Linked DNA regions of Homo sapiens: all the other regions are linked to region 1. A link is an interaction called in ENCODE POLR2A ChIA-PET data of the cell type or tissue named here. Cell type or tissue: A673. All regions are shown on one strand. Each heading gives the region's core, and the rest is flanking DNA. Links, peaks and the distances in the headings are about the cores only.

The links. ChIA-PET counts read pairs that join two places held together with the same protein. Peaks named below come from ENCODE experiments on the same cell type or tissue, not always from the same donor. Only the 100,000 strongest peaks of a DNase experiment are listed, where the experiment ranks them.
Region 2: POLR2A ChIA-PET joins it to region 1 with 9 read pairs; 7 of 35 experiments call an interaction of 5 or more read pairs at or near these places.
Region 3: POLR2A ChIA-PET joins it to region 1 with 5 read pairs; 2 of 35 experiments call an interaction of 5 or more read pairs at or near these places.

What each region holds. Positions count from the first base shown.
Region 1 is chr2:201,885,095-201,892,087 of GRCh38, reverse strand. It overlaps CDK15 (cyclin dependent kinase 15), which reads right to left. Exons shown (of 14, transcript NM_001366386.2): 13 at 1,161-1,303. The coding sequence ends at 1,194. Among named protein-coding and RNA genes, the nearest start is that of CDK15, 82 kb to the right of the region's middle. In A673, for the core only: no CTCF peak of the experiment used is centred there; DNase peaks (open chromatin) are centred at 4,037 and 5,277; H3K4me3 peaks cover 1,080 bases.
Region 2 is chr2:201,968,371-201,975,363 of GRCh38, reverse strand. No RefSeq gene overlaps it. Among named protein-coding and RNA genes, the nearest start is that of FZD7, 62 kb to the left of the region's middle. RefSeq lists an enhancer at 750-1,654 and a silencer at 4,865-5,063. In A673, for the core only: no CTCF peak of the experiment used is centred there; a DNase peak (open chromatin) is centred at 3,703.
Region 3 is chr2:201,762,531-201,769,523 of GRCh38, reverse strand. It overlaps ALS2 (alsin Rho guanine nucleotide exchange factor ALS2), which reads left to right. Exons shown (of 34, transcript NM_020919.4): 2 at 579-658; 3 at 2,141-2,295. The coding sequence starts at 639. It also overlaps the pseudogene RPS2P16. Among named protein-coding and RNA genes, the nearest start is that of ALS2, 15 kb to the left of the region's middle. In A673, for the core only: no CTCF peak of the experiment used is centred there; no DNase peak of the experiment used is centred there.

The DNA.
Region 1 (6,993 bases), core at 1,130-6,129:
AGACAAGACAATGATCTTAGAAGAGCCAGGAAGCCGATATCTTTAATGTGTATATGCCTTTAAATCGTGACAGCCAAAGATAGAGATCAAAAGAAAGAATGAAGAGTGAATCCAGCCATGTGAGTGATATTGTTGGGGGGTGTGTAGGGAGATACCGGTGGTTACCATCTAGGCCCCTGGGAAGCACGGCCAAGCTGTGGTTGTCAAATGGGTGGCCAAATCATAGGATAATGCTTGTGGTTTGGAATATAGCCAGGGTCACCTAAAGGGCGGGCAGGCTGGCTGGCAGGCTGTGCATGTGGGCTCTACCTTGATTCCTCTATCTTGTTTGCTGTCCCATCTACCACCATGGAAGCCCCAGTATGGGAAGTGCTCTTGAGACATCTATAGGGTTGTCTATACTACGGTGACTTTTGGAGTTGTCCCACCTGGCTTCCTGTGCCTGCTAGCAGTACTCATTTAAGGGTATGGTGGGTTTGGGAAAATCCTTCACAGCACCCCTTCCTCCTCAAGATTACCCTGGAAGGTAATTTGTGCCACAAAGGTGACCAACCATCCTGGTTTACCCAGGACTGCACCAATTCTAGTACTGAGCATCCTACATCCCGGAAACCCCTTTGTTTTGGGGAAAACTTTGTTTGTTACCCTTACCAGGACAAAATTTTGCCCTGTCAGTTGACAGTGAGAATTCCCTAGTTAACGGAAAACAGTTGTTTTCAATTTGCAAAAGTTGCACCTTAGAGTCTATACAAATAGATTTCCAGCTGGGCACTGTGCCTCACGCCTATAATCCCAGCACTTGGGAGGCTGACGCACCAGGAGTGCAGTGGTGCGATCTTGGCTCACTGCAACCTCTGCCTCCCTTCGTCCCACCTGTGTCAGCTGAAGATCTCACACCGATGAGGAAGCATAGAAGTTCTGTCTTAGGAGCTTTATCCCTGCTCCGGGAGTGGAAGAGAAAGGCAATGCATGTAATTATTCTCTTTGCCCAGCCCAGGCAATGGAGGCCTGAAGAGGCAAGGCCACCTGTCCTAGAGCTGGCGAAGAAGAACTAGAAACAGCACAGAGGTGCTCTGAATCCCTGAGCAATGTCCTCTCCACCCGGCACCAATTGCTTTTCAATTTGTTCCATAAGGAACCTCACTGTTGCAACCACTTACCTGGAAGAACCTTGGTGATCTCGCCCTTTCTTTTCACCAGCATTTGCTAAACTGGGCTGGGTGGTGACCTTTCTGGTAGGAGGCCAAAAGGTCACACATTTCTGGCTTTAGCCTCACTCCTGAAACTGTAAACAAAGACTCCTCTGTAGGAATGAAAAGAGAGAAGCACCAATATGTTATTTCCTGGGATCTTCTGTGGTATATTTTTGTCTGTTGTAATATTTGCCACCTGAAGAAATGTCAAAACATGAGCCAGACTTATTTACTAATAATTCATACTGACTCATAGATGACTCACTTTACTGAATCCAATAGTTGGCAAGTGCCTTCTATTTAATTCAATTTAATGCATATTTACCAAGTGAACACTTGTGCAAGGCAGTATGCTACTTGTTGAAGATGATAAAAATAGGAATACACACACATACACATACAAAGAAGGACCAAAAGTGAGGCACAAACAAAGGATTATGATAACCTCTCCCTCCAAGTCTATGGAGCACAAACAGAGCATAGACAAGGTGCCCTTTGAGACTTGAAGGATTACTATGCCCTCAATAGTGAAGGACTGCCAAGGAGGATATTCCCGGTTGAGGGATCAGCATGAGCAAAGATATGAAGGAAGAAAAGTGTTTGAGGGAACTGCAAGTCATCTTGCATGGTTAGAACAAGACAGACTGGGAGATAAAGTTGGAAAAATAGTTGGAACCAGATGGTGAAGGGAACTAATATCATGTCAAGGAGTCCGGACGTTAGTTAGAGGGTGATGTTCGAGAGTGATAGGCAATGAGCATCACGTTGGGCTAGATATGTTTTAGGAAGTTTCCAATTTTGTTAGATACATTAGGCAATCTTTTTTTTTTTTTTTTTTCTTTTTTTGAGACTGAGTCTCACTCTGTGGCCCAGGCTGGAGTGCAGTGGGGTGATCTCGGCTCACTGCAGCCTCCACTTCCTGGGTTCAAGTGATTCTCCTGCCTCAGCCTCGCAGTAGCTGGGACTACAGGCAAGCATCACCACATCTGGCTAATTTTTGTATTTTTAATGGAGACAAGGTTTCACCACGTTGGCCAGGCTGGTCTTGAACTCCTGACCTCAGGTGATCCACCTGCCTCAGCCTCCCAAAGTGCTGGGATCATAGGCATGAGCCTCGGGGCCTGGCTGGCAATCTATTTATATAGACTCTAAGGTGCAACTTTTGCAAATTGAGAAAAAAAAAACTATTTGAAAATATATATACTACCTTTGATGTCCAAATCAGGTATTTGGTTAGCTCAGAATACTGGCAGTTCGCATTTTCCCAAGTGCCTGTGTTTGTTAAGTGCTTGCTACTCCTGAATGCTCACTACACTAAAGCTACAAGCCAGTTCCTCCAAAAGTTGACATTGCAAGGGGCTTATCTGAAAAGTACGGAAAATAAAACTTCCTGGCAGATTGCTGTAAGTTTAAAGAAGATAATATATGCAAAACACCTTGTGTTAGTTTATGATACACAATATGTTTTTAATAAATGGTAGCCATTGTTACAAGTATTAGCACAGATATCTGAGAAAAATAGCAAGAGGCAGCAGCCACATTGTCACCAAAGCACATCCGCAAAATTTACTCAGGGCCCCTTTCCACTTGGGCATTGCTTTTCCCAGGTTCACAATTTGCATAAATCTGGGGTGCTCAAAATATCTCACAATTTAACAAAAAGAGAGCCTTCTGTTATTACTGCACCAAAAGCATAAAATGCCTTAAATAATACTGTTTGCTGGAAGCTGCTCACACCCAAAGGGAAGAAATAAACTTGCCAGCTCTGCCTCGCCTGGCCTAAACTTCTGCCCTTAAATGCTGTGGGTAATCTGGGGTCTCGTTGTCTTGTATTTGGAATCGCATATTCCAAATAGGCTGGAAAGGGGAGCCATCATACCATTTGTTGATATGCATAAGACATTTTCACACGGATATTATAATATGCAATTTTGTATTCTACTTTCTATTAGATCTTGTCATAGCATAGACAGTTAAATGGCTAAAATAAACAGTGCGTATACTTTACCAATTATTCTCAAATCAACTCAAATCCAAACCATTTGGGGAACTTCTCTCGGGGAGAAGTATCCTCTTGCCTTGGGGACAGTGGCATGAAAAGCTGGGATTTCCCTCCGGCTTCCTTGCCCCTCAAAAGCAGCAGCTCCTCAAAAGCAGGGAGGGAGGGAGAGAGAGAGAGACACTATCTGGCAGAACATGCTGGGAAGGCAACCGGTTAATCAAAAGGATTCCAATTTGGCTGTGGACTGCCAGACTCTCCTTCCCAACTCATAGAAAAAGAAAAAGGAGGAAGAAAGAAAGAAAGGGAAATAAAAAACGAAAAAAGCTGCAGCGCGGCTCTCCTTCAGCAATCTCACAAATGCAAAACCTTCCACTCTGGTGACTCCTCATTAGCTTCCCGAGGCTGACAGCATAATTATCGCAGCTGCTTCACTCTTAGAATAAATAAATATGAAAGCGGGTGTTTAAAAATTTTTTGAGAAGGGAAATTCAGTCATCTAGACAGTCGGCAGGACAAGTTTATTTAAAACTTTTAGATTCTTATGTATTTAGATCATTTCGGAACGAGATAATGAGATAGTTGTCTTTTTAGTCTAATTGAGTTCCTAAGCTCATGGCTGTTGGCTGTCACCCCTTTCAAACTTTGCTTTAACTTTCCTTCCTTTAGAAATCTGATCCTGGTGTCTCCATTTACTCTTCCTGGGCTGATAACCTGAAGGCTCAGTGCACTGGAGTGCAGAAAGTGACTTAATGGGATTGAGGGGCTAAATAACCTTTCACAGGAAACAAGATAATCAAATCTCTTTTACTTGCCCATAATCGCTAAAAGAGAAAGCACAAGCAAAAAAAAAAAAAAAAAAGGTTGAAAATTAAGCTATCATTTCAAAATGTCTTGTAATCTTCCGTGTCACGTGGGTTTTGCACTACTCTCCCACATCATCAATCCATCAGCTGGAGATGTTTAGTGCATTCAATTATTCAAAGTGCACACATCCTCGTGATTATGCGGTAATTTTAGCTCATGTGTATGTATAGAGAATTCATATCTTCAAAGCCCAGAGGATCACACAGCACTTTAAATTGAAGTTGCTAACTAACACGAAGTGCACTTAAAACTCTGACTAGGGGCACAATACACATACATTTCCGATTAAAGCAGATGATCTTTCCTTTTAAAATTAATTATGCCTATTTATTTTTTCCTTTCCCTCCTGCCCTTCATTCTCCCAGGACCAAATTTATATGAACCCTTGCATTCGGTGAGTTAGAAGCATTATAAAAATAAATATTCTGTCAACCTGGGGTAAAGAAAACTAGTGTTAACCCATCATGCAGATGGAGAAACTGAGGTTTATTACAGCCAAAACACATTATGTTGGGAAACAAAAAAGAAGAAAACTCAGGTCCTTTGACTCTCAATCCACAGCTCAGACTGCCTGTGCCATTTTGTTTTAACTTATTCTTTTAAACAACTAAGACAATATAACACCAGTTTAAAGAAAGCTCTGAGAAAGGAAAAGAAATGACCTACAACCCCCCTAAACTAGAATAGCATTTTTATTTTGTACACTACCTTTCAGTTTTGTTCATGTGCATATTAATTTTCAGAGATACTTTATAATATGCAATTTTGTATTCTAGTTTCTTATAGCTCATGTTACAGCATAAGAACTTTCATAATATCACACAATTCTATTAATGATCATTTAAAATGGTTACATAGTACTGTATGTTGAGTCAATATACCAACATTTGTCCAATTGTTTCTCTGGTGTTTAACAGTGACATTGCTTCTTTTTATTTAAAAAATTGTAAAACATTATAGACAACACTGCAATGAACATTTTCATTAATCTAGGTTTTAGGGTTTTCCCCCCTATTCAATTATTTCTTTGGATAATTTCCAGGAACAAAGGTATAGGGTATAAGGGTATGATCATTTTTATGGCTCCCGATATGCATGCTATAACACTTTGCAAAAGTTTCAATACCATCAGCAGAGAATCATTTTACCACAATCTCATCAACACTGGGAGCTATTAGGTTACAGGAAAAAACAACTAATTTAACGGTAATTTGTATTTTTTTAATCCCTAGTAAAGCAGTCAATTTATTCCATGTGTTGCTGTGCTCTTTTTGTTTCCTCTTGCATAAATTGCTATTTTATGCCTTCAACTCATTTTCCACTGGATTCCTTGATGTTTTCTTATAAAACTGAATGAGTCACAGGTGAAACAAAAACATTTATCACCATCGATTAAGAAATCTTGGCCAGACAAGGTGACTCACGCCTGTAATCCCAGCACTTTGGGAGGCCAAGGCAGGTGGATCACCTGAGGTCAGGAGTTTGAGACCAGCCTGGCCAACATGGTGAAACCCTGTCTCACTAAAAATACAAAAATTAGCCAGGCGTGGTGGCACAGGCAGGTAATCCCAGCTACTCGGGAGGCTGAGGCGGGAGAATTTCTTGAACCTGGGACATGGAGATTGCAGTGAGCCAAGATCATGCCATTGCGCTCCAGCCTGGGCGACAAGAGCAAAAGTCCATCTCAAAAAAAAAAAAAAATCTTAAAACCCAAGGCTGATTGCATATATTATTACAAGAAAAGAAAAGAAAAGAAAATAAACTAAAGTAAGATGGCATTGAGGAAGAAGTTGGTCCTGGGGTGTAAATCTCTATTCAACATAAATTGAGCCCTCTTAATTGTGAGATATTAAACACGCTACCTGGAGATGTGTGGAATCTTTCCCAGAAAAGCTTTAAAATAAACACAGTACATGAGAGAGTGGGAGGAGCACAGAACTGGGCATCAAGATCTTGGTTCTAATCTTGATTTTGCAGCTAAGTTCCTATGTGATCTTTAGCAAGAACAATGAATAGTAGGAAAGGAGTAGCTTTTAGGAGTCAGATTTGAAGTAAAATCTTGGCTCTACAACTTTCTAGCTGTGTGACTTCAAGCAATTAGCCTACCTGACTTCCAGCTGTCTAATCTGTAATATGAGGATAACAATTCCAGCCTCACCAATTAGTACATAGATTGATAATTTATATAAAGCATATAGATGTCCAATAAAAGGCAGGTACGATTATTCTTCCCTGGGCATCAGTGACTCAGCTATATAATGAAGGTATGGAATAAGTAATCTTTAAGATCCTTTATAAATAACTCTTTTCTGAATTATTTATCTTTACTTGGAGACTCAGCCATGAACGTAACAAATTTAACCAACTTAAGGGCTTGGTAGGGCTGAGGGACTTGGTTTTCCCAGACTTCTCCCAGCAACACAATGCTATGCAACCCCATAAACCACGTCTCAACCCAGTATCTCCTCTAACATATTGAAATGGATGGAGAACAACTTTGTGCATAGAAGGTGAGGAAGTGTGTTATGGAGGACATCTCCAAATTCGCTTCTTAAGGGCTGATTAATGGAGGATTTAAAAGGTGGACAGATTGGTCTGAGTTACGTTACAAACTCCTAGAAGTAGCACAGAGTCAAGAGGATGGCTGAGAATCTTCCCTCCCTCTTTTCCAACATCCCCAGCCCCTGAAACCTGGCCTCATAGAATGACAAAATATTCTGGTTCAACTTTGAATAGAATACACAAAAAAACCAATAAACAGAATAGGTTTGAAATTACGTGGAAGCATTCAGAGTGAAACTAAGCTTGATTAGTACATGTTAAAGAATGTTTAAATTGTTGCAAAAAGGCATACGATGGTAAGAAAAACTACAATGGTATATGAGTTAAGACTGAGCCACTATGATTAAAAAGAAGACAACTTCAGAATGATCT
Region 2 (6,993 bases), core at 1,200-6,199, 83 kb before region 1:
GCATTATATGAATTTAAATTTCAGTGTCCATAAATGAAGTTTTGTTGGAACACAGCCATGTTTATCTGTTTGCATGGTGCCTGCAGCAGCTTTTGCGCTGCAAGGGCAGAATTGAATAGCTACCACCATGAAGACCGTAAAGCCACAAAGCCCAAGTGAAATATTTACTATCTGGAATAGCGGGGACTTTCCAGAAAAAGTTTGCTAACCCCTGATCTAGACATTTTCTACTCACCCTTCAGGTTGCTCTTGGAACCTGGGAAGTCTTCGTTGGTGTGTCAAGTTGAGGGTAGGGATCCCTCTCAGACGTGCCCCAACTTTTCTATGTATGTACTCATCTGTCTGCCTCAGGGACAGTTTCCTCTTGTTCTTTGCTGAATCTCCATTGTCTACCCCAATGTCTAGAACTATTTGTTGCAGGGGTGAATGACATTTATGTCTCCTCCCGCCTAGTTGGAGAGATAAGGATGTTCCAATGTACAGTCCAGAGAAAAGGCAGGCATGAGGGAGGCGTTGAAGAGGCCTGGAGTCCTCAGGGAGCCTGTGGAAAGCCAGCGCTGCCTCTGCCGCCAGCCACAGGGGATGGGAGCTGCAGGGACATTTGGGAATTGGGGGTGTGAGGAGTCTACATGGATAAGGGCTCAGAGTTGGGAACAAGCAGGGTGAAAAAGATGTCTCCCTAAGGCATAGCAGTTGAAACTGATGGTATTTTGGAGGTTTTGGCAGTAGTTGCCGTTTATTCATATTTCTTAATTACTTTATTATACGCAAACATAAAGAAACGTCCTAGGGAGGCAGCTGTTCATGTCACTGTCCCCAGGCTTACTCACGAGGCATTCCAGCAGGAAATCACCTCCAAAACAACCTATGTAAGATTCTGTTACTCTCCTGTTTTCTGCAGGAAACAATTATGATTGTTTTAATAAAATCAGCTGGGCCATTTAACGTCACTTGGAGAAGAATCCTGAGAAGTTCTTCAGTTGCCAAAAGGAAGCTCCAGCTACAGGAAGGGCTCTCAGGGCTGTGCAGGGAGAGGCCTTGTCATTACCCCAAATTCAAAGGCAGCCAATGAATTATAGCCAGCCGGATAAACTTTTCTTTATCAAACTTTGCCCCTGACAGCTGTAAGTTGATTCAACTAGAACAAACTGAAACTTCTTTTTTTTTGAGGGGGAGTCTTGCTCTGTCACCCAGGCTGGAGTGCAGTGGCGCAATCTGGGCTCACTGCAAGCTCTGCCCTCCCGGGTTTACGCCATTCTCCTGCCTCAGCCTCCCGAGTAGCTGGGGCTACAGGCGCCCACCACCACGCCTATCTAATTTTTTGTATTTTTAGTAGAGACGGGGTTTCACAGTGTTAGCCAGGATCGTCTCGATTTCCTGACCTCATGATCTGCCTGCCTTGGCCTCCCAAAGTGCTGGGATTACAGGTGTGAGCCACCGCGCCCAGCCTGAAACTTCCTTTTTTTTAAAAAAAAAAAATTTAGTTTAATTTAATTCACCAAAAATTTGCAAGAATTGTGAAGAAGGTATGCTTCTGTGCCTGGGCTAGTGTGAGTGATAGCACAAAGATCTGCCAGCCACAACCTCGCCATGCCAAGAATTCATTCTGTGGTCCAAATAACACCTCTTTTGAAGAAGGAGCTTAGAGGCAACATTTCTGCAAGGTGGCAGAATATTCCCAGAAACCCATCAGGAAGACAGTGTTAGCTGTAAATAAGTTTGCCGCTTACTCACGGCCTGGCTGCCCTGAGATCTTGTCCATTGTTTTTCGGACTTCCCAGATGCTCTAGGAAGGGTGCAGTATCTGACCCCCAGACAGTGGCGTGCTGGTAAACGTTTAACAGCTGGCTGGGAGAGGGCGGAGCCGATTTGTGGCTTTGGCCATTAACATGGCATTACTACTCCCAAATTGGTAGCTGATTTCAAGCTACCAGTGTGACATCAACCATCTCACAAAATTTCCAGAAACTGAACACTCTGCTCCAGTGAGCCACCTCTAGGGATCTGTGTGTGGGAGTCAGGACTTGGGGCTCCCAAAGCATGGGTTTGTCTAGGATCACCACCCCAGCCTTCATTCCAAAGACCAGTTTCTTGTGGGCTGAACCTCCCCACACTGATGTGAGGCCTTGGTGTGGACGAGCAGGCATTGGCAGTCCCCAGCAGCCAGTTCCTTGATGGGTCTCCCAGGCCAGGCAGCCTCCTGGAATTTGCAGACGCCTGGCTGCCCTGAATGCTGACGGTGGGGGTGAGGGGTGGGGGGTGTACAGAGGGTCCCCTCCTAGGTCTGGTGGAAAACCTCAGATTGGCCTGCTTTGTGCCTGATCTTTAGCTCCATGTGCATGAGAATGGGTCAGTGGCAGGTGGCCTTGGGGTGGGCATGAATAGCAGTAATTGTCCCTGTGTCAAAAGGATGGGCCAGGAAACAGGAATGGGACTGGAGGAGGGGTGGGGGTGGGGTGCAGCTCTCAGTGAATTAGGTCTTTTCTATAGATTCCATAAGACTACATAATGAGCCGCTTTTTCTGCCTCCTGGTCGCTCAGCTACTGCTCTGACCTCCCAGGGGCCAGAGGAGGGGGTCAACCCTCCCTGTTAAACGTGCTCTGCCTTTGGTTACCTGGTGTTGCTCTGGGAGGAAGACCAGCTTCGGGAGCAGGCTGTTGGGGTCTGCTGCAGAGGGTGGAATACGTGCAGCCCAGCCGTCCTGCCTACCACACCCCTGGCAAGGAGCTGCACCTCGCTGAGCTCAGTTCCCCCATCTGTAAAGGAGACCAGAATAATCCCAGCCTCACGAGGCCATTGCCAGGACTGAGGGAAACTATGCTAATGACTGCCTAGGGTCAACTGAGTAAAGCACTCAGTTGAGGACAACCATTATGATTTTTCTGATTTCTGGCCAAGGACCCAGCACAGCCTACACCTGAAGCATGCGACTAAGAGTGTGACCCCGGGCAAGTACCTTCTCTCTCTGTCTCCCTCACTCTCCCTTCTCACTCAGGGTAGTCACGCTGTGTCCTCCCTGCCTCCCAGGGACAGGAGGATTAATGAGATAATGTGAGAAGCCGGCTGCTCTGGGGAAGAAAGGTGTTATGTACATGGAAGGTGTAATTATTATCCTGTAACTACATGAATGTTTAGACTCTACCTACTCTGGCAATTCCAAGGGGCTTTGACAAGCACGTTGTCTCAAGCTGGAAACTGATCCAAGGGGTGGGAACAGCTGAAAGCTTCTCTCTGCTTCCAGGAGACTCCAGGCACCCTGGAGCCTCCCAGAGGCGGTGCCCACGCTCCAGGCATCAGGGCCTCTGTGGGCACAGGGGGAGTGAGAGTCCCCTAAGGCTCCATACCCTGGATCCTGGGAAGGTCCCAGGATGGCTGTACAGAGCATTTGAGCTGGAATGGAAATCCAACTCAAATGAGCATAGCAATTTTGTGGCTGGCAAAGATTTTGGTGTAGGCTTTAGCAAATTGCAGTCTTACTCAGTTTATCTTGCCCTGTTCCTGGCACCTCAGTCTCCTGCTTCCCTCTGACTGTCATCACCACCAACACCATCTTTATCATCTCTTAGGAAAAAGCAAGAGGGTAGGGCCCTGGGCTGGGTGCTGGCTTTGGCTGCGTCAGAGTTTAGAATTGAAAACAGCCGTTCCCATTCTCCTCCTCAGATAGTTTCCCTCCAGAAATAGCTACCAGGAGGCTTGTGGGGTGGGCAAAAGCATGGATGTGTGCCCATGGAGGTGACTCATCACCCTCCTGGCAGCCCTGTGGGGAAGGGGGATGATTAGCTGTGAGAGAGAAAAAGGAGAAAGGGTGGAAAATTGGGTCCTAGAATGTTCTGCACCCAATCAGAAATGCAGACAGGAGATGGGGGTTAGACCCTGGATTTGCATCCTGGCTCTGCCCCTTGCCAGTCCCTTGACCTTGGCAAGTGACTTATCCTCTCTGTATCTCGAGCTCCTCTCTTGCAAAGTGTTGGTATGATGATTAAATGAGTTACCACCTAAAAAGCACCAGGGTTTGGACTGCAGTGTGCTCCATGTACATCAGTGATTCGTTAAAACTGACTGGCTGTCCCCACACCTGTAGCCCATGTGCAGAGCCCCACAACTGGGGGAGATGGAGGCCTGAGCGTACCCCTGGGGGCCCTTCTGAGAAATAGCGCTCAGAAGACAGAGATGCTCCTGAACTTGAGGCCATCCCCTTTCTCCCTCTGTCTTAGTCTGTTGGAGCTGCTATGACAAAATACCTTAGACTAAGTAATTTATAAACAACAGGAATCTATTACTTACAGTTCTGAAAGCTGGGAAGTCCAAGATCAAGATCAAATGATGCCGATCTACAGGTGTAGCTTTGGTGTCTGGTGAGGGCTCTCTGCTTCACAGATGGCTCCTTACTGTGCAGTCTTCACATGGAGGAAAGGGCGAGCGAGTGCCCTCAGGCCTCTTTTGTAAGGGCACTAATCCCATTCCTAAGGGCTCCACCCTCATGACCCAATCACCTTGTAAAGGCCCCACCTCCTAATACCATCGCCTTGGGGTTGGGTTTCAACATATGAATTTGGTGGGAGTACACAAACATTCAGACCAGAGCACCCTCTAGCAGCCAGAAGGAGTTCATAGGGACCCTACATAAAGGGAGGTGGGAAAAACCAGTCTCTTAGAAAAGACCCTGAATGAAGTGACTCATCGGTAGACTGTGGAATCCAGGTTTATGAAATCATGGTGATGGCGATGGTGATGGTGATGAAGATGATGACAGTAATGATTCTGTACAACCTTTAACTTTTAAAACTGTTTTTACAGTTTCCTAGTTAGGAAATTAGTGGGATTGGGCTAGATAAATGTTGGGGTCCCTCTTCCAACGTCCAGCTTTCTCATTCTGTAGTTCTATCTTGAAGCACACAAGAGAAGTTCTTAACTAGGGACAAGGTTACGAGGTGGACTTGCCTCCCCCAGCTCTCTCATCCCACCGGACCCCTCATTGGAAGCTGGTCGCTCCTTCAGATGCCTGTGGATGGATGAAGCTGCAGCGTGTGCCTTGCATAAGGGGATGTGGTTTCTGGGGAGCTGTACTGAGGGTGTTTTGACAGGGTAAGGATGAAGAAATCGCACATTTGGGGTCATCCTGGAGCTGTGGGGGTGGGAGAGGGTGTATGTATAAAGCATTTATTTAAAACACTCAGTGGGAAACTCACAGGCCGCTTAACAAGAGTATTTGGATGCTGGGAAAATGTGAGTCATCGAGCTTCCATGATGGATGGAAACATCCCTTCCAGACAACCTAAATTCTTTTTCCTGTGGTTCTATGCTCACCAAACAGCCCGTGGCTCCGTATTGGGAAAGAGAGGTTCTGACATGTGTGCCTAGTCTGCCCTGCCTCTGGGAGTAGCAACCTGGAATTTCAGTGGGCTTAGGTCTCTCAGGAAAAAAACCACTTCTGGATGATTGGACCCTCCTAATCCCAAAGGTTGAGAAATGAGATTCTTCACCCAGAGTGAGGCCCTCCCTGTGAGGCCCAGGGGAAAGAGCCTGACATCCTTAGCCATCGGCAGCAGACATCTGTTCCTATGGCCAGTCGTGGGTCTGGACAGCACATGGCACACAGACAGGTGTCTGGAGACAGTGCTCCGTGGGTCCAGATAGGTACTCTGGAGTCTGTGGATGCTGTTTCACGCTGGTGAGCTGAGCTATGGGGCTTATTGTGAAGGGGAAGTGAGGTGGGGGATGGCAGAGAAGGATGAGGAAGGGGGCAGAATAACTTTCCTACTGTTCTCTCTTCTTGTTCTCCCTGGGAAGGGAGAACGCCCAGAAATGTAAACCTAGGTGTGTGATCAGCAGGATTGTGGCCTCCCGGTAATGTCTGCGCCTCAATCCCCGGACCCAGAGGCTATGTCATGTTACGTGGCGAGGGGGATTTAGAGTTAGTAGTCAGCTGACTTTAAGAGATAATCCTCAGTCACCTGCGAGAGCCCAGTGCAATTACAAGGGACTGTGATTGTGAGTGAAAGAGGGGGGAAGAGAGTCAGAGTCAGATGACACAATGTGAAGAAGCCTAGACTGCTACTTCGGGCTTTGAAGATGGAGGCAGAGGCCACCAGCCAAGGAACGTGGGCAGCTGGAACTGCGATGGAAACAGGTCCTCCCCGCAGAAAGGAACGCAGCTCTGCCCTCACATCGGTTTCAACCCAGTGAGACCCATGTCAGACTTCTGGCCTACAGAAAAGGAAGAGAAGGAATGTGTACTGTTTCAAGCTGCTAAATGCGTGGCAATTTGTTGCCCTAATAGGAAGTGAATACAAGGGGCCTGGGACAGGGTCTCAGGGGTGAAAGAGAAAGGTCCTGAAATGATTGTCCATGTTGCTGTTGGATCCCAGGAGGGATAGAACGCTGGCTCCTGGCCTGGCTGCCTTGAGTTAAAGGTCACTGAGTCCCAGGGCCTCTCTGGCTGATGCCTCGGGGAAGGGGAAGGAGGAAGCCTGAGGTGGCCAAGGAGGCAGAAAAGAGGGTCGCATGCACGGGTCTGAAGCCTGCTGCTGCTCAGAGCCACCCCACGGGCCCACAGTCACCTTTCCTACCTCTGTCCTTCCAGAGGCCTCCCTGTGCCTGGAGACACCCTGCTGGCAGTCTCTTCTTCCCATTCCGTTCCAGAGATTGACACCGTCTGCTCTGCACCGGGGACTGTTCATCTCAGCATGGATCCCCATGCACTGCTTGCTTCTGAGGGGGCCTAATGCATCCGTGGTCCTGTTGGCTAGAAGGAGACTGGGAGTCACCTTCCATCAGGTGAAGCCAGAGGAGACCCTGCCACCGAGCTGGGAGGGACCAGGGGACAGGGTGCCCCACAGACGTCCTGGTGGAAGGTGGCTCGGGACAGTAGGGTGGGTGGGGCCTGGGTTGGGAACAGTGTGGGCTCCCTTTCCATCCCTCCGCATTCTCCCCCTGGGTGGCAGTCAGCCGGCAGGGTCTGCTGGAGCAGTGACCAAGGTCTGGGCCATTCT
Region 3 (6,993 bases), core at 644-5,643, 120 kb after region 1:
GTTTGGGTTATGAGGCATGTTGGTCTGAATCGAAGGTGATTTGGGGAAAATGTTCCTTCTTCCAATAAGTGGAAAACTTCCTATTTTAATGACATAATTTTTGTGCATTACTGAAAAGTATAAATTAAAACTACTTGAATCAGATACATTACTGAAGAGATTTTAGAAAATCTGAGTTAATTGGTATTTAAGTCTTCATGCATTCCAGACAGAGCGTTTAAAAAGTACCCTTAATGTGTGTGTACTTTTTGTACTTAACACATTGATTTTTCAGATTGAACTTTTTTCTTTATAATAAAAAACAAAATCTATTGCCTGGAAGAGTACAGCTTAATTGTGGGTAGTCTTTTCTTCCTTTGACATTACATTTGACAGTCAATGGGCATTTTTATAAGCTTAGTGGGCAGGCTCAGCCTATGTTTGACTTTGGCAGGCAAGATATGAAATAGTTTAAATAGTTTTACTGCATATTTATTTCCTAGTGAATGTGCACTTGTTAGAGGGCTGCTTTTTTTTTTTTTAATGTCTGAGGGGTAAAATATTCTTTTACTGCTCTTTTCCTTACTTGTACTGTTTAGGTCTTGATAGACTTTCTGTAAAGAAGGAATGATTTGGTGATGGAGTGTTCCCACTGACCGATGGACTCAAAGAAGAGAAGGTAAAATCATTTCTTCCTTTTCTCTTATCCTCCTAGGAAAACATAGCAAACAGCTTCACATATGTGTAGCTTCTCTTCAGTTTAATTTTCTTGTTGATGGTTGTTAAGTGGGAATAGTGACATTTGTAGTTAGTTCGTTGGTAAAGATAAAATTTTAAAAAGGCTTGTTAGTTGTAAGCTTTGTAAGAAGCACTAAATGTCTTCATTTCATCATTTTAAAGTGCTTGTAGCCATTTTTCCCTCACAAATAATTTCAGGTTTTCAGAAGTAGCCTTGCTAATCTTAATCATCTTCCATCCTTAAAGAACTAGTTATGGAAGATATTTAAAAGGAAGGTTAAATGTATACTGTTCCTCCTATAGAACCATGGTTATGTCCAGTTATAATTTAAGGGAATATTATTTAGCAAATATAGATAAATGCTTAGCTATTCAAAAGAGTTTCTGTGCCTCATTAAAATTTTGGCATCAGCGTTCTAGAAAAAAGAAAATGAAAAAATGTATTACCAATGGTGGCACATATCTTAATGTGCCCTTTTCTTAGAAGAAGGCAGTTAGGATATGGTCATTACTGTGCAGCTATGTGTTTTGTATTCTTTAAACCGAAATCATCAGATGTGTAGAATTCTTTAGCTAGAACTTGAGCAAAGCATTAAGGATTTTACTGATATCTATTATAAACTTGATTCCTAAAAATTTAAATAGCAGTTCTACACTTAAACTCAACATAAAGTGAAATATGAATTCCTGTTTCTCATATTGTTCTCATCAAGTACTTTTTACTTACTATAAAATTTTATGATAAGACTTCAACTTGGGCATGTTGTAGCTTTGATATCTCAACAAGGAGTGAATATATTGAGAAGTTAGAATCTTGGAATTTTATGCTACCAAATGCTAAAACTTCTAAAAATAGCCCAAGTTTTGTTTGCTTCTTAGATGGAGAAAAGTAATTTGTGGGTTTAGAGTGTCCTTCAGTCTTTTTTTTTTTTTTTTTTTTAGACAGAGTCTTGCTCTGTCGCCCAGGCTGGAGTGCAGTGGCAAGATCTTGGCTCACTGCAACCTCCGCCTCCCGGGTTCAAGCGCTTCTCCTGCCTCAGCCTCCTGAGTAGCTGGGACTACAGGTTCACGCCACCATGCCCGGCTGATTTTTTTTTTTTTGTATTTTTAGTAGAAACAGGGTTTCACCGTATTAGCCAGGCTGGTCTCGAGCTCCTACCTTGTGATCTGCCTGCCTCGGCCTCCCAAAGGGCTGGGATTACAGGTGTGAGCCACCACGCCCCACATCCTTCAGTCTTTTATATAAATAGTTGTTTTACCTTGGCTTCTGTGAGCATAACCAAAGCATAAAATAGGTGCTAATTCAGCTATCTGACCTAGTCATCCATGTGCTGGTAAAAGGTACAATCATGAAAAGTATTAAGAACAAAGGATACTGTTCTGAATTGTAGAAACAATTAAGCTATGTTTCTTGATGTTTTAGCTCAACAGAGGCAGAAGGATCCAAGGAAAGAGGCCTGGTCCATATCTGGCAGGCAGGATCCTTTCCCATAACACCAGAGAGATTGCCAGGCTGGGGAGGAAAGACTGTTTTGCAGGCAGCCCTCGGAGTGAAACATGGAGTTCTTCTGACTGAAGGTAATGAAAAGAATGGCGTAACAAATACGAACTGCAATGCTAACAAATGCCTGAGTGTGGAAGGTCAGGTATGGGAGTCATTGGATACTAGGGGTTCTTTTTCTTTTTCTTTCTTTTTTTTTTAAATTTTATTATTATTATGCTTTAAGTTTTAGGGTACATGTGCACAACGTGTAGGTTTGTTACTTATGTATACATGTGCCATGTTGGTATGCTGCACCCATTAACTCATCATTTAGCATTAGGTATATCTCCTAATGCTATCCCTCCCCGCTCCCTCCACCCCACAACAGGCCCCAGTGTGTGATGTTCCCCTTACTGTGTCCATGTGTTCTCGTTTTTCAATTCCCACCTATGAGTGAGAACATGCGGTGTTTGTTTTTTTCTCCTTGCGATAGTTTGCTGAGAACGATGGTTTCCAGTTTCATCCATGTCCCTACAAAGGACATGAACTCATCATTTTTTATGGCTGCATAGTATTCCATGGTGTATATGTGCCACATTTTCTTAATCCAGTCTATCCTTGTTGGACATGTAGGTTGGTTCCAAGTCTTTGCTTTTTTTTATTTTATTTTTTTTGAAACTGAGTTTTGCTCTTGTCGCCCAGGCTGGAATGCAATGGTGCAATCTCAGCTCACCACAACCTCTGCCTCCCAGGTTCAAGCAATTTTCCTGCCTCAGCCTCCCGAGTAGCTGGGATTACAGGTGCTCACCACCATGCCCAGCTAATTTTTTTGGTATTTTTAGTAGAGATGGGGTTTCACCATGTTGGCCAGGCTGGTCTTGAACTCCTGACCTCAGGTGATCCACCCGCCTCGACCTCCCAAAGTTCTGGGATTACAGGGATGAGCCACCACGCCCAGCCTAGGGGTTCTTAATGAACTATTTCTGTTTTCAAGATATATTCTTACTCCCTTATCAGGAATCAGATTAGTTCTTAAATTTAAAATATACTATTAACTAGAATAAAAGGGAGAGTTATAGTTTTAAAATTTTATGGTAATAAATACATGAAAAATTAACTTTTTAAAAGGTTACCTATTCAGAGACTCTTGCTATAACTTTTGTTCATTAAGTCTATCAGAATACTAATGCTAATAATAGCTAATGTTTGTTAAGCAGTTGTATGCCAGACACTATACTAAGCCCCATGTGTTAGTAGATAACAAGTTAGTGAGATAACAAGTTCCATGTGTTATCTCACTGAATCTGCACTGCTACCTTATGAGGTAGCTTCTATTATTATTCACAGACAAGGAAACTGAAAGTCAGGGAGATTAAATTTTCCCAAGCACACACAGCTATTGAAGTGTCAGAGTCAGGACTGGAACTCAGTCTGATTTCAAAGCCTGCTTTTAAAGCCACTTGGCTGAACTTTCTCAATATAATTTTTTTTTTCAGGCATGAATAGCAATTCACAATGCATATTATAAAATCTATGAGTCTATTACCGAAACGTGTGCTGTAATTTATAGAGGTACCTTTAATCTTAATGGCACTTTATCAACTCAATCATGACAAATTTGACTTGGGCACCAATTGCCATCTACTTCACTAATTTATAAATTTCTGCTCTGTAAGTATTTATTAAGGTATTAAATAATGCTTTGGTATTTTCTTTCTAGGAACTAAAGGAAGACAAATTCTAGGAAACAAGGATTAAATCTGGTCCTGGTGGTTGTATGGGATAAACATGGATTTCTTTCTAGTTTGTCTTATATCAGTTTTATTATAATATTATTCTTCAGGACTTTAAAAACAATCTTACTTTAAAAGTGTGAACTATATTCAATACCTGTCCTATGAGATTTAAAATATATAGTTCTCAAGCAAATATAAGTGGAATTCTGTTGTTGTTTTCAATAAGATATTTGGAATATTTTCATTAAGCTAATGAAACTGGCTGGGCACAATTGCCTATGCCTGTAATCCCAGCACTTTGGGAGGCCAAGGCAGAAGGATCCCTTGAGCCTAGGGGTTCAAGATCAGCCTGGGCAACATAAGGAGACCATGTTTCCTGGGCAACATAGGGAGACCATGTTTCTACAAGAAATATTTTAAAAATTAGCCAGGCATGGAGGCCTGCGCCTGTAGTCCCAGCTACTTCAGAGGCTGAGGCAGGAGGATAGCTTGAGTCTGGGAGACCAAAGCTGCGTGCAGTGAGCTGTGATTATGCCACTGCACTCTAGCCTAGCTGACAAAGTAAGATCCTGTCTCAAAAAAAAAAAAAAGTTATTCGACTATAAACATGGTATCTTTAGAATCATACCTTCAAGGCTAGGACAACTGAAGGAAAACTTTTCAAAAATATTTAAATAGCCTATCGTTATTCATGTTTAAGCAGTGTCCTGGTATTAAGTGTCACAGTTACCAAAAGAAAACGTCGTCTAACACAAGTGTATGTTTGAAATTGCATACGGACCTCCAGTGCTATCTTTTCCAGCTGAGGAAATGGTTGAGTGCTAGAAATTTTCAAGGTTCTTCATCTCTATTAAATATGACCATTAGCTCATAATTCAATGAAGATACCTCATTGATTCACTTTTATTTATTTATTTATTTATTTATTTATTTATTTATTTATTTATTTATTTTGAGACGGAGTCTCGCTCTGTTGCCCTGGCTGGAGTGTGGTGGCACGATCTCAGCTCACTGCAACCTCCACCTCCTGGGTTTAAGCAATTCTTCTGCCTCAGCCTCCCGAGTAGCTGGGACTACAGGCCAGTGCCAGCACTCCTGGCTCTTTTTTTTTTGTATTTTTAGTAGAGACAGGGTTTCACCATATTGGCCAGGCTGGTCTCAAACTCCTGACCTAGTGATTCGCCTGCCTCTGCCTCCCAAAGTGCTGGGATTACAGGCGTGAGCCACTGCACCCAGCCTGTTTCACTATTTTTTATATGCTCCAGTTTTTGTTTTTGTTTTTTAAGGAGAGGGATCTAAATATCCATTTCTTTGCAGTATTGCTCTTTCTAGTGGAATAATGTTAATTGAAAGACTTGGTGAGCTTTTTCAAGTATACTGTTGTATTAGGAAACAAAGTTTAAAAGAGCTTAACCAGTGAGCTTATTTTCTCATGTCAGTATTCTTGAACCAGACTATACATTTCCTAATAAATGCACATATCTTCCCTGTAGCCACTATTGAGTCCTTACTTATATAGATGATGTGATGAGTTAACTTGAGTGTATACATGTATCTGCCATGTATAATAGGTCAAAGATAAAGTTTGCATGTTTTCATCATCAACTCAATTGCTGCCTTATGAGAAAAAAAACAGTGCTTATTTCTTCATTAATTAAAAAAAATCATAAATCTCTGGTCATATGGAAAAGAAAGGATAGTGGGCTTGGCTCAGTATTTTTTAAAACCCGTAGCCAAGTCTTTGTTTCATTGAATTTTTAGCCAGCATAGCTTATGTGTACCTGCTCCCAAGCTCCCACAATACTACAGTAAAATTAAGACTTGGTAGCATAGCTGGACATACATGAGTTATTTATATACCCAACTCACTGGTGCCTTTCATTAATTCTAAAGCTAGCCAGTTATTCTGACAGGTTCATTTGCTTTTTTGCTTTGTTCTGTTGTGATGATTTGCTTTTTATTTTTAACATTTTTTAGGCTTACTTCACTTTATTTTTCTTGTATAAAAACCCTATGTTGTAGCCACAGCTAGAGCCTGGGTCCTCTGTCTGGAGACTCTGGTGTGGGTCTTGACGAGGTGGCCAGTGAATTCCTGATACGGAGACTTGGTGAATACAGTCTCCTTCCAGAGGTTGGGGGCCAGTTAGCTGTAGGTCTTGGAGATGGCATCATAGGTGGCCTTGGTGAAGTTGGCCAGGGTGGCAGTGCAGCCCCTGGCTGAGGAGTAGCAGTCATCGATACTGGCCATCATCAGCAGCTTCTTGGGCACTAGGGCTAAGAGAATGCCAGTGCCTCTGGGTGCAGGGATGAGGCGCACCAGCACAAAGCCACAGCAGTCTGTCACCTTGCAAGGGACTGCGTGGTGCTTGCTGATCTTGTTCCCCCAGTAGCCTCTGTGCACGGGGACATTGGAGAGCTTGGCCAGGATGATAGTCCCTTGGATGGCAGTGGCCACCTCCTTGGAGCAAGTGGCCATTGTAGTCCCCAGTGGCAACAAACACCTGGAATCTGGTGTGCTGGCCAGTGCGCGTCTGCTTCTGCACTGGCACAATCTTCAAAACCTCATCCTTGAGAGAGGTCCCCAGGAAAAAGTCAATGATCTCAGACTCCTTGATGGGCAGGGAGAAGTGATAGGTTTTCAGCAGGACTTCATCTTCGTGTCTTTGACCAGGCAGCTCAGCTTGGTCATGGGTGTCCACTCCTTATCCTCAGCCTTGCCTCCTTGAGCTCTGTGGCCCCGACCCTGGCCCCAGATGCCACTGCCCAAGCCTCCATGGAAGTCACTGTGGTTCCCCATCCCAGGGTCTCTGGGGCCTCTGGGCCCTCCTGCTGCCCTAGCTTCATCTGCCATTTGATGTTTTTTCAGAGAAGAAGCTGATTTGCTTTTTAAACAAATCTCACCTCAGAAAGACTAGCTAGTATCTAGTACATAAAGTCCAGGGTGAGCATCCCACATTAAAAAATCTGAAATCTAAAATGATCCAAAATCCAGAACTTTCTGAGTGCTGATGTGATGGTGCTCAAAGGAAATGCTCATTGGAACATTCAGATTTGGGA